2 separate regions of the Homo sapiens genome follow, and region 1 is linked to region 2. The links are chromatin contacts, found by Hi-C or POLR2A ChIA-PET in ENCODE. All regions are on one chromosome and are shown on one strand. Each heading gives the region's core, a stretch centred on a gene start or an enhancer-like site at or near the end of the contact. The rest is flanking DNA. Distances are from core to core; before and after follow the strand shown.

Region 1 (5,679 bases), core at 1,981-4,480, 220 kb before region 2:
ACCCGAGAGTGAAATTCAGGTTGGATGAAGTCTGGGAGCTGAAGTGGAGGAGGCTGGCTGGCTTTCCAAGGCCTGTAGCAGAAGGTGACACTTGGGTCTGCCTGCTGATGTTGACATGGACCATCCTAACCTGACATGGCTTTGCAGCTGAATGTGACAGGCCCAGCCTGGGCTGGATCTGGAGAGGGACAGGGATGGCTAACCCTCTAGATCTGCTAACATGACAGACAATTAGGCATCATCCTATCTGCAGGCATCCCCATAACCCAGAGCATTGTCCCACAAACACATGAGATCTGCCCAGACACCCAAGCCCACAGAGGAGACAAACTCAGCATCACAACAATTACAATTAAGGTGGACTAGGGCCTTTGTTGTTTCCTTCTATTATTATTTCCTATAGACCACCCAACAAGATGGATGTCTCTGTTGGGTATGAACTTGAAGCTGTAATCCCAGATGTGCAAGAAATAGAACTCTATTCTCCTGCATCTGCACTGGTTTGGGTGGATTGGGCTGTGGAAACAGGCCAAGCATGTCATTTGTCAACATGGTAGTCTATTTTCTGCTTGACCACATGAGGCAGTTGGGGGAAGGGAGGCTGTTCCTAGAATGGTTCAGGGACCCAGGCTAATGGGGGCTTTGCCACGTCTACAACATGTGGCCTTCTAAATCATCACATGGGTATCCCTTGCCCCGTTGGCCGGGGGAGGAGGAGTTTAGAGGAGTGTCCCAGGAGACATTGAAAAGCCAGGTTTGTTTGTGGTACATGTCAGTTCTGCTCACATTCCACAGGACCAAAGCACATTTCATGGCTGCAGAGGGGAACCTCTGAGACGTGGCCAGGCAATGTTCCCAGAACAAAGAGGCGATGGGCTCTGGGGGACAGTGAGCAGTCTCTTGCCCAGCAGCTCCATTGACTTTCTACTGAGAATCCCCATTCTCCATGGTGGTGGAAACTTAGTTCTGCTAAATATTGTGCTAAATATTCATCTGGTTCTGAACTTGGGGTTGTCCATGAAGCTTGGGCATCAGAGGCAGCCCCGGGGTGTCTGTGGCCCATGGTGTCAGTCTAGATCTCTGTTTTGATTCATGCACGATGGCTCCCTGCTTATCCCTAGTTTTCCTCTACAGTTCTGTCTCCACCTGGCACTTGGGATTCCTATGGAACCCACCTTCTTCTCACTAGGCTGGGCCATGGGGTATCCTCCTTGGCTGTCTGAGGTCATTTCTTTGTAAATGTCTACACCATGTAGCATATCTTCTTTGAGAACTTGGAGCCTCTCTAGGCCTTATCTGTGAGGAGGGATTATAGATAACAGCTGGGGTCTCTGACGCCCCTCTTCCTCAGATGCAGATTCCAGGAACCTTATGGATGTACTATTGTCTAATCTCTCTCTACATTCCCTTTTCCATGAATGGGGAACCAATGCCTTTCTGGAGGGGGGAGAGGTGGTCTTCATCAGCTATTCTGCCAAAGCTATTTGCATTTCTTGAGGACTTTCCATTCTTCTCCTAAGAGCTTGACATTTGGATGTCAGAAGCTGGAAGAGGTTTCTGTTTTCTTATTGCTGCTCTGAGACACTAGACATCTCCAATCCCAGCTCAAATGAGAAGACCCCTAGAGAATAAACATCAGTTCAGATTTCTAAATATCATCCCCACATTGGCAATTATGCCTGCTTTAGAGACAAAGGAACTATGCTCAAGAAAAGTATCTGTTCAGGGCTATACAGTTTTTCAGTGTCAGAGGTAAGTTTTTAACTGACATCTGCCTGAATTCTATGTCTGTGGGCTTCCCCATTGGGACATTCTGATTTTCACAGTCTAGGAAACAGCTCCAGGGAAACACAGATACTGACCACTGACCCAGAAAACAATCATGGGCATGTTGACACACACACATACACACACACCACAGGAAACCAGAACATTCCATTCCAGTTTTTTGGTTTAAAATTCCTCTGAAAGAACAGCCCAGTGTCAAGGAGCTAAAGGGATCTAGGGCATGAAGTGTGGACCCCTAGGGTGAACGAAGACAGCTCTGGAGCTGAGTGAGTTGAAGTAGCACAGGCAGGTGGTCTGTGTGTTCCTGGGTTGGTGGGTTTCTTGAATGTTGAGTTCCTTGGTTAGAGGATTTCTTGGCTAGATGTCTCAGCGGTTGAATTTCTTGCCTGATGGCTGACTTGGCTGGTTAGTGTTTGGTGAGTGGCTCGGTTGGGGAGCGGACCCCTGGGTTGCTATGCCTAGACTTCATTAATATAGGACCAAGCCATAAATGATGCCTAAGCCAATCATTACCACGAATGCACCGAACCAACCAGTTCGGCCTGAGTTGATGTAAGCCTCTTCCCATTCACTGTTCTGGTTGGCCTTCATAGTCTGTAGGGGTGGAAGCATAGATGTGGGTTTCTGTGTCCAGGAACCCTGGGGAGAACGGTTGGAGACCTGCAGTCACTGAGGGAAAGCCCCTATGCAGGTCCCAGGATAGGAGCAGATGCAGGGGCCAAATGGAGGACAGGGTAGGCTGGGTGCAGTGGCTCACGCCTGTAATGCCAGCACTTTGGGAGGCCAAGGCGGGTGGATCACAAGGTCAGAAGCTCGAGACCAGCCTGGCCAGCATGGTGAAACCCCGTCTCTACTAAAAATACAAAAATGAGCCGGGCACTGTGGCTCATGTCTGTAATCCCAGCTACTCAGGAGGCTGAGGCAGGAGAATTGCTGGAACCGGGAAGGCAGAGATTGCAGTGAGCCGAGATTGCACCACTGCACTCCAGCCTGGGGGACAGAGTGAGACTGGGTCTCAAAAAGAAAAAAAAAAAAAAAAAAGGACGGGGGCTATGACTTGGGCATTATTTTACCTCATAAGAGAAGTACAAAGCTGCCAATCCAAATGGAGGGAATAAAAGTATAGCAAAGATGGTCAAACATAGGTAGTTTGGGGCGTAAAATGCTAGTTCCTCTGGTGTCTGTGTAGGCTCTTGCGGCTCCTGGGGCACCTCAGCTGGGGCACCTGGACCACCTGTGGTAGTGGGAGAACCTGGGGCAGCTGAAGCACCTGGATCACCTGTGGTAGGGGGGGCGTCTGGGGTAGCTGGCGCGTTGGGAGCAGGCTGGGTGGCAGAAGGTGGTTTCAGGGCCATGACCTTTCCCCTCAAAGACGGACTCCGAGTGTCTTGAAAACGGAGCGCCAGACCCACTAGGCTTCCCCTTGTACTAACCAGACTCCCAGGACCCAAACCATCAAAGGCTGAAGCTTCGCAATGGAGAAACCAGCACCCCACGTCCTGATTGGCTGCCTAGTTAGGGGGCGTGGCCCCGCCGTTCTCGCCCACCCCAAGACACAGAGAGTGCAGCCAATCAGGAAGTGGGCTCCGCCCACCCTGGTAGGGATTGGTTGGAAGCCTAAGTGGTGGCTCTCGGCTCCTCCTCCTCCCACTGATCTCTCTCTGCAGCCTGCGCGGATGGGCGATGTCAGGAGGGTCTCCCAGGAGTTGTGGAAGAGAGAAACTAGACACGCCCAGTAAGAGTAAGAGATTTACTGAGGGGAGGAAAATGAGTAGTGTCAGAAGTGGATTGTAAAGTCTTGAATTAAAAATGAATTCCGGCTGGGCGCAGTGGCTCATGCCTGTAATCCCAACACTTTGGGAGGCCAAAGCGGGCGGATTACCTGCGATCAGGAGTTCGAGACTAGCCTGACCAACGTGGTGAAACCCCGTCTCTACTAAAAATACAAAAATTAACCGGGTGTGGTGGCAGGCGCCCGTAATCCCAGCTACTAGGGAGGATGAGGCAGGAGAATCGTTTGAACCCGGGAGGCGGAGGTTGCAGTGATTCGAGATCACACTGCACACTCCAGCCTGGGTGACAGAGTGAGACTCCATCTCAAGAAAAAATGACAAAAAAAAAAAAAAAAAAGAATTCCTTGGTTTATGCTGACAGAAAGAAAAAAGGAAAGAATAGAGAAAGAAGGGGAAAAGGGGGAAGATCTTTCTTAAAGTAGAACACAACCTAATGGAACGATGGAACAGGAAATCCCCAATGTGGTAGGCAGAACTCTGAGATGACCCGAAGATTCCTGCTCCCTGGTGTACACACTCCTTCTCCAGTCACTCAGTCAAGTACTAGTCTGTATGCTGCTGGGAAGGCGTCTTGCAGACGTAGGTAGGGTCTGAAATCAGTTAACTTTAAGTTAGGAAGAATATCCTCTGGGGGCCTCACCTAATGAGGTGAGTTCTTGAAAAGGACTGAGTCTTCCTGGCAAAAGAGGTTTCAGGTGTGAGAGGATTGGAGGCAAGCAAAGGTCTCCATTGCTGGCATGAAGATGTCACCAGGGCCACGTAGGGAGGAATCCAGGCAGCCTCTGGCTGAGAATGGCTCCCAGCTGACAGCCAGCAAGGAAACGGGGTCCTTAGTACTGCAACAGCAAGGATGTGAATCCTGCTGTAATCACATTCATTTGGAAGAGGATCCTGAGCTCCACATGAGAACCCAGCCCAGCTGACACCTTAATTTTAGCTTTGGTAGATTCTGAGCAGAGAAGCAGCCATTCTGACCTACAGAACTGTGAGTTAATACCTGTGGGGAATTTGTTATGCACCATTAGAGAACATTTTCAAATACCATAGTAATTGCTGATTCAGGTAGGAGCTTTTAATGAATGCTAATACTGTGGGGTTTTAGCTGATGCTTCCTTTAGCTGGTGGTTCTAGGGGAGTAGAGGGTTTGAGGAGCCACTTTTCAGGAAGTTGGGGGTGGGTGGGAGGTGACACTGTGCAGTCCACAAATGTAGACCTTAGTATGGCTAGTCCAAGACACAACCTGGGTATTTAAGACCAGTCCTGGACCTAGAAGTAGTTAGAAGAACAGTGACAACACATGCAATCCAGAAGTCAGGATATTCTTCATGGAGGAAATTGATTCAGAGCCTTTCAAAGGACCAAGTGGATGTTCCAGGACAACAGAACATGGGGCGCCGAGGTGGGGGAAGACAGAAGTGAAGGTTGGGTGAGATGAAGCATGTGTATTGGTTGCTGGCAAGTCCCTTGGATAGTGGAACAAACAAACTAAGACAGGCTTAGAAACAAGTACATGGACAAGTGTGTCAAGCCCTGAGACATGTACTCCAGCTCTGAAGGCGGGAATGAATTAGCTCCTTTGGTAAGGGCAGTATCAGAGGATCAGCAGAAGCAGTGGCCATATTGCAGGGATCCAGGCAGTGAGCAAGAAAGGGGTAGTATAGACAATGTAGACATTTCTTCCAAGAGCTTGGAGGCGAAAGAGTAAGGAGAGCAGTGCCACAGCTGAGAAGAACATGGGTTCCAGTTTCTGGAATGTTGTAAGCCAACACCTGGTTTCAGAGAGCCATGGATTGAGTGTGAGGTGTGGAATTGGAGACAGTGTATACATTTGCTTCAAGAATTTTGCCTATGGCTGGGTGCAGTGGCTCATGCCTGTAATCCCAGCACTTTGGGAGGCCAAGGTGGGTGGATCACGAGGTCAGGAGTTCAAGACAAGCCTGGCCAAGATGGTGAAACCCTGTCTCTACTAAAAATACAAAATTTAGCCAGATGTGGTGGTGGGTGCCTGTAATCCCAGCTACTTGGGAAGCTGAGGCAGAAAATTGCTTGAACCCGGGAGGTGGAGTTTGCAGTGAACCAAGATTGTGTCACTGCACTC
Region 2 (5,964 bases), core at 1,674-4,173:
AGTGCAGTGGTGTAATCTCGGCTCACTGCAACCTCTGCCTCCTGGCCTCAAGTGATTGTCCTGCCTCAGCCTCCCAAGAAGCTGGGTTTACAGGTGCATGCTGCCATATGCGGCTAATATTTGTACTTTTAGTAGAGACAAAGTTTCACCATGTTGGCCAGGCTGGTCTCAAACTCCTGACCTCAAGTGATTCTCTTGCCTCGGCATCCCAAAGTGCTGGGATTATAGGCATGAGCCACTGCGCCCAGCCAGTTTCTGTCTTTGTAAAGGGCCACAACACATAAACCGACAGTGTGTTGGTTGCACTGAAATTGCATAAGCAGGCAGAGGAATGTGCTGTGTAGGAAAGATGTATATCCAAAGAGGCTTCTGAAGGGGACAAGGATGTAAAAAGTTGAAGAGATCCTGCATTAGCTAAGATCGAGGAGCATCGGGTGCCCACTGTGAGTCACCTGCCCAATCATTGACTCCAAGTATCGTAATCTATACTTTTCAAGAAGTCTTCTTTACTGGGGAGAGGATGCACTCACACAGATACTCACTGTGCTTTGCATTTACTTCTGTTCCTTATCACAGCCTGTTTGCATTTGTCCTGCTCAGACAGCCTCATCTGACTGGGCCAGGTGACCACAGGTGACACACAGATGGAGAACAGCAGAGTGGCTTAGGGGCATGGGTGTCAGAGTCAACTGACACCAGCTTCTGGTCCCACTTCAATCGCCCACCAGCTATGGGATCTCGGGTAGGAGATGTCACCTCTCTGGGCCACTCCTTCATCTGAAACTGGGGATAATGCTGGTACCTCTCACAGGGCTATTGAGAGATAGAAGGAGATGATGTGTCAGGCCAAGTCCTTTAGACAGGGCAGCTGTTATTTTCATCCCTGCAAGCCAGATCCTCTCCCAGCATCCAGGCATCCTGGTGTTTGGCCCTTTTCCTCCAGAGTCTGGTGTTTTCTCCTTCCATCCACCAGTCCCACCCGGCCCAAGCACACCACCAGAACAAAACAGGAGAAGAAGGAAACACTGTTCTCTTTTGCTTGCTTCCACATTTATTTGGGTAATTTTTCTTCTGTCATTGTTCATAAATGTCTCTGATGATCCACATTTATTGAGCAATGGGAACTTTCTGGAAAAGGCACTGTGGGAGCAGAATGCGGCCTCATCCCTGGAGCCCTGTCTCCCCCGCTCCTGACTCGCTGGCTGGGAGCAGCTCTGAGGATGGGGTTCTCCCCTCTCCTGCCCCTGCCACTCACTGGGCAGCCCCCTCAGACCTGGGCACTGCTCTTAGCTCCTCTGCCACCCTCAAGAAAACACAGGAGCTGCCTGCTGCTATGAGGACCTCATTGTTCTCCAGAGCAGCCTCTCACCCTGACCCCTTCCCAGAGCCCAATCCATAGTGTGTGGGTGGATGGGGATGGAGGTGAGATCGAGAGCTGGGCTTTAGCGCGCATACCCTTAGGGAGGCTAGATGTCTACTCTGCCCCCAAGCCCCATCGGGCCCCAGCTCGCCACTCCAAGTCCCTCCTGGCGTGAGCGAGGAAGCGCCCTGAGGATGACACGCCAGCTACACCCTCCTCCCCCGGAGGACCTAGTTTTCAGCACAGGCCACCTGGCCACCAGTTCCACAGCCCTGTGAGTGTTCACTGGTCTTTCTTTCAGCTGGTCGGTCCGCTCTCTGCTCCTCCCCTCCCTTCTGCTCCTTCAGCTCCATGCTGCTCTCCTGCTGCCACTGGCCCCAGAGCCCACACAACCTCCTCAGCAGCTCATGAAAGTCGGCTTGGAACCCGGAGGAGGAGAAGTAGTAGACAAAGGGGTCGACACAGGAGTTCAGGGTGCTGAGAAGCGTCACGTAGATCCTCCACACCGGGCTTTCACCGCAGATATAGCCCACGACATGGGACACGTTGTAGGGCCCAAAGCAGACAAGGAAGTTGAGCAGCGTGGCCGCCACCAGCCCCGCCACCCTCCTCTGCCGGCGGTGGCTGCCCCCTCTGCCGAGGATCCACACCAGGCGGCTGTAGCAGTAGCTGGTGATGATCAGCGGGACCACAAAGAGGACCACAGCCATCTCCAGCCGCACGGGCAGGAGGATGGCTAGCTGGTCCTTCCAGAACTCCAGGTAGCAGGTCCCATTGGTGCCCTGGCTGTGGGAGATGTCCCCTGAGAATTCTATGACGTAGACCACGCTGCAGTGAGCAGAGGCCAACAGCCAGCAGGCCACACTCACCAGACCTGCCTGCCCCAGCCTCGGCCGGGTCTTGTACCACAGTGGGTGGGCCACACTCAGGAAGCGTTCAATGCTCACAGCTGCCAGGAAGAGGGCGGTGAGATAGATGGTGGTGAAGAAGATGAATCCAGAGAGTGGGCAGAGGATGAAGGGCAGGGGCCAGTGCATGCCATTGGCTGCCTCCACCATGCGGAAAGGCAGGAACAGCAGCAGGAGCAGGTCCGAGGCGGTCAGGTTGAGCAGGAGCACGTCCACGGCCACCGGGCGGCACCGCAGCTTGCCCACGAAGACCACCAGGGCCAGCAGGTTGAGGGGGAGCCCCACCAGGAAAGTGAGAAGGTACACCGAGAAGACGAACCAGTGATTGCCGGAGAAGTAGGACTGGTCGGGGCCTGTATCCATGGTGGTGGCCACTGGTGAGAGAGAGTAACATGGAGTTGGTAGTGGGGGCCCTAACGGCCTCTGGCCAGCAGCATCTCCCCTAAAAGGGCACGAGGTCACTACGCCCACCCCTCTTGTCTCTGGGTGCCTTCCAGGCGGGGTCAGCCTGCCTGTCTTCCTGAGCATGCCCTGTCCCCTGTCCCTTCCCCAGCAGAGAAGCACCAAGGTGCTCCTCCACCCAGCCCCTCGGGCCCAGGCTCACCTGCTTCTTTGAGACCCCAAATGCTCTGCCGCACAGCACCTTGCTGTCTCTCCAGACCTAGTGCAGTTGGCTATTTATCCGGCAGAACTGATAAAGACCTGGCCGTGCCCATGACATCACTCACTGTTGAGCAGTGGCACAAAGATGCCTTGAGCTCCGTTGCCAGGGCTGGTCAGTATGCAAAAAGGGGAACAAATTCCACAACTGCGTGCCTCCCTCCTTGCGCAGCCTCAGCTGGGATGCTCCAAACAGGCCCCAGCTGACGTCTTCTTCCCCTCCCCTCTCTTCCACTTGAATTTTGTCTGATTCTCTAGAATGGCACTTATCCAGTTTGCCTTTTAAGGGCACAAAGCATGAGCCAGTGACAGACTGGACTCCGTGAGGTCTGTTCCTTCCTGACTTTGTGATGTGGGGGAAGAGATGTGTCTCTTCTTCCTCCCCTACAGAACAGGGATTGTCATAGTACCTGTACCATATTTCAAAGCATGAACACATGCAGATTAAAACATATATACAGGTAGATTAAAATGTTAATAATATAGGTCAATTGCTTTTTGAAAATATTTATTTTAGATTCGGGAGCACATGTGCAGGTTTGTTACATGGGTATATTGCATAATACTGAGGTTTGGGCTTCTATTGAACCCATTACCAAAATTGTGAACATAGTACCCAATAGGCAGTTTTCCCACCCTTGTCCTCCGCCCTCCCTCCCCCACTTTGGAGTCCCCACTGTCTATGGTTTCCATCTTTAATGTTTGCGTGTACCCATTGTTTACCTCCCACTTAAAAGTGAGAACATACAGCATTTGATTTTCTGTTTCTGTGTTAATTCACTTAGGATCATTCACTTAGGCCTCCAGCTGCATTTATGTTGCAGCAAAGGACATGATTTCATTCTTTTTTATAGCTGCATAGTATTTCGTGATGTGTATGTACCATTTTTTCTTTATCTAGTCCACCATTGATGGGCACCTAAGTTGATTCCATCACTTTGCCATTGTGAATAGTGCTGTGACAAACATACACATGCAGGTGTCTTTTTGGTAGAATGATTCCATTTTATGAAAAATGACATTGATAATTTGGTAGGAATTGGGTGGAATCTGTAGATTGCTTTGAGCAGTATGGACATTTTAATGATATTGATTCTTCTAATCCATGAACATGGAATGTTTTTCATTTATTTGTGTTTTTTAGTTCTCCTTGTAGAGATCTTTCACTTTCACTTCCTTGGTTAGATGTATTCCTAGGTATTTTATTTTTGTGTGTGGCTATTGTAATTGGGATTCTGTTCTTTATTTGGCTCACAGCTTGACAATTGTTGGTATATAGTAATGCTACTGATTTTTATACACTGATTTTGCATCCTGAAACTGCCAGTCATTTATCAGGTCTAGGAGTATTTTGGAGGAATCTGTAGGGTTTTCTAGGTATAGAATCATATCATCAGTGAACAGAGATAATTTGACTTCCCCTTTCTATTTGGATGCCTTTTATTCCTTTTTCTTGCCTGATTGCTCTGGCTAGGACTTCCACTACTATGTTGAATAGGAGTAGTGGGAGTAGGCATCCCTGTCTTTTTCCATTTCTTAGGGGGAATGCTTCCAACGTTTGCCCATTCAGTATGATGTTGGCTGTGAGTTTGTCCTGGATGGCTCTTATTATTTTGAGGTGTGTTCCTTCGATGTTTAGTTTTTTGAGGGTTTTTATCATGAAGGGATGTTGGATTTTATTATATGTTTTTTTCTGCATCTATTGAGATGATCATATAATTTTTGTTTTTAATTTTATGTGGTGAGTCACATTTATTGATTTGCATATATTGAAACATCTTTGCATCCCAGGAATAAAGCCCACTTGATCATGCTGAATTATGATTTTGTCATGCTGCTGGATTTGGTTTGCTAGTATTTTATTGAGGATTTTTGGATCTATGTTCATCGGGCTATTGGCCTACAGTTTTCTTTTTTCACTGTGTCCTGCCAGATTACGATATCAGAATCAGACTGTTTTTGTAGAATGAGTAGGGAATCTCTCCTCCTCAATTTTCTGGTAAAGTTTCAGTAGGATTGGTACCATCTCTTCTTTGCAGGTCTGGTAGAGTTTGGCTGTGAATCCATCTGGTCAAGGGCTTTTTAAAGGTGGTAGATATTTTATTACTGATTCAATTTTGTAACTCATTATTGGTCTGCTCAGAGTTTCAATTTCTTTCTGGTTCAATCTTGGTTGTATGTTTCCAGAAATTTATTTGTTTCCTCTAGATTTTCTGATTCATGTGAATATAGATGTTCATCGCAGTCTCTGAGGATCTTTTGTATTTCTGTGGAATTAGTTGTAATCTTGTCTGTGTTATTTCTGATTGTGCTTTTTTGGAGGTTTTTTTTTTTCCTTTGTTAATCTAGCTTGCAGCCTATAAATCTTGTTTATTCTTTCAAAGAACCAATTTTTCATTTCATTGATCCTTTGAATGGCTTATTTGTCACAATTTCGTTTAGCTCTACTCTGATTTTAGTTATTTCTTTTCTTCTGCTAGCTTTGGATTTAGTTTGCTCTTGTTTTTCTAGTTCCTTCAGGTGTAATGTTAGGTTATTAATTTGAGATCTTTCTAACTTCTTGATGTAGGCATTTAGTGATATAAAATTTCCTCTTAAAACTGCTTTTGCTGTATCCCAGAGGTTTTGGTATGTTGTGCCTCTATTTTCAGTTGTTTCAAAGAAGTTTTTGACTTCTGCCTTAATTTTTTGACTTCTTCCTTAATGACTTACCCCAAAGTCATTCAGGAAATAGTTGTTTAGTTTCCATGTATTTGTGTGATTTTGAGAATTCTATTTTTATTCCACTGTGGTCTGAGAAGAAGGTTGGTATAATTTTCATTTCTTTAAATTTATGGAGATTTGCTTCATGACTAAGCATTGGGTCAATCTTAGAGTATCTTCTGTGTGCAGATGAGAAGAACGTATATTTTGTGGTTGTTGGGTAGAGTATTCTGTAGATGTCTATTAGGTCCATTTGATCATGTGTCCAATTTAAGTCCAGAATTTCTTTGTTAGTTTTCTGCCTCAATGATCTGTCTAATGCTGTCAATGGGC

Evidence for each region. A loop is a pair of places that touch in the nucleus more often than their neighbours do. ChIA-PET counts read pairs that join two places held with the same protein, here RNA polymerase II (POLR2A).
Region 1: a loop to region 2 is called in a map of Ramos, with 2.1 times the contacts of the local background. The contact joins the promoter of PMIS2 here to the promoter of GPR42 in region 2. A Hi-C loop is called at or near these places in 1 of 168 maps with a recorded cell type or tissue (Ramos). POLR2A ChIA-PET finds 5 or more read pairs at or near these places in 1 of 52 experiments (activated CD4-positive, alpha-beta T cell).

The regions. Positions count from the first base shown.
Region 1 is chr19:35,583,724-35,589,402 of GRCh38, reverse strand. It overlaps PMIS2 (PMIS2 transmembrane protein), which reads right to left and starts at 3,230. Exons shown (of 2, transcript NM_001395412.1): 1 at 2,862-3,230; 2 at 2,107-2,427. The coding sequence starts at 3,143. The coding sequence ends at 2,257.
Region 2 is chr19:35,368,027-35,373,990 of GRCh38, reverse strand. It overlaps GPR42 (G protein-coupled receptor 42), which reads right to left and starts at 2,923. Exons shown (of 2, transcript NM_001348195.2): 1 at 2,873-2,923; 2 at 1,029-2,642. The coding sequence starts at 2,631. The coding sequence ends at 1,591.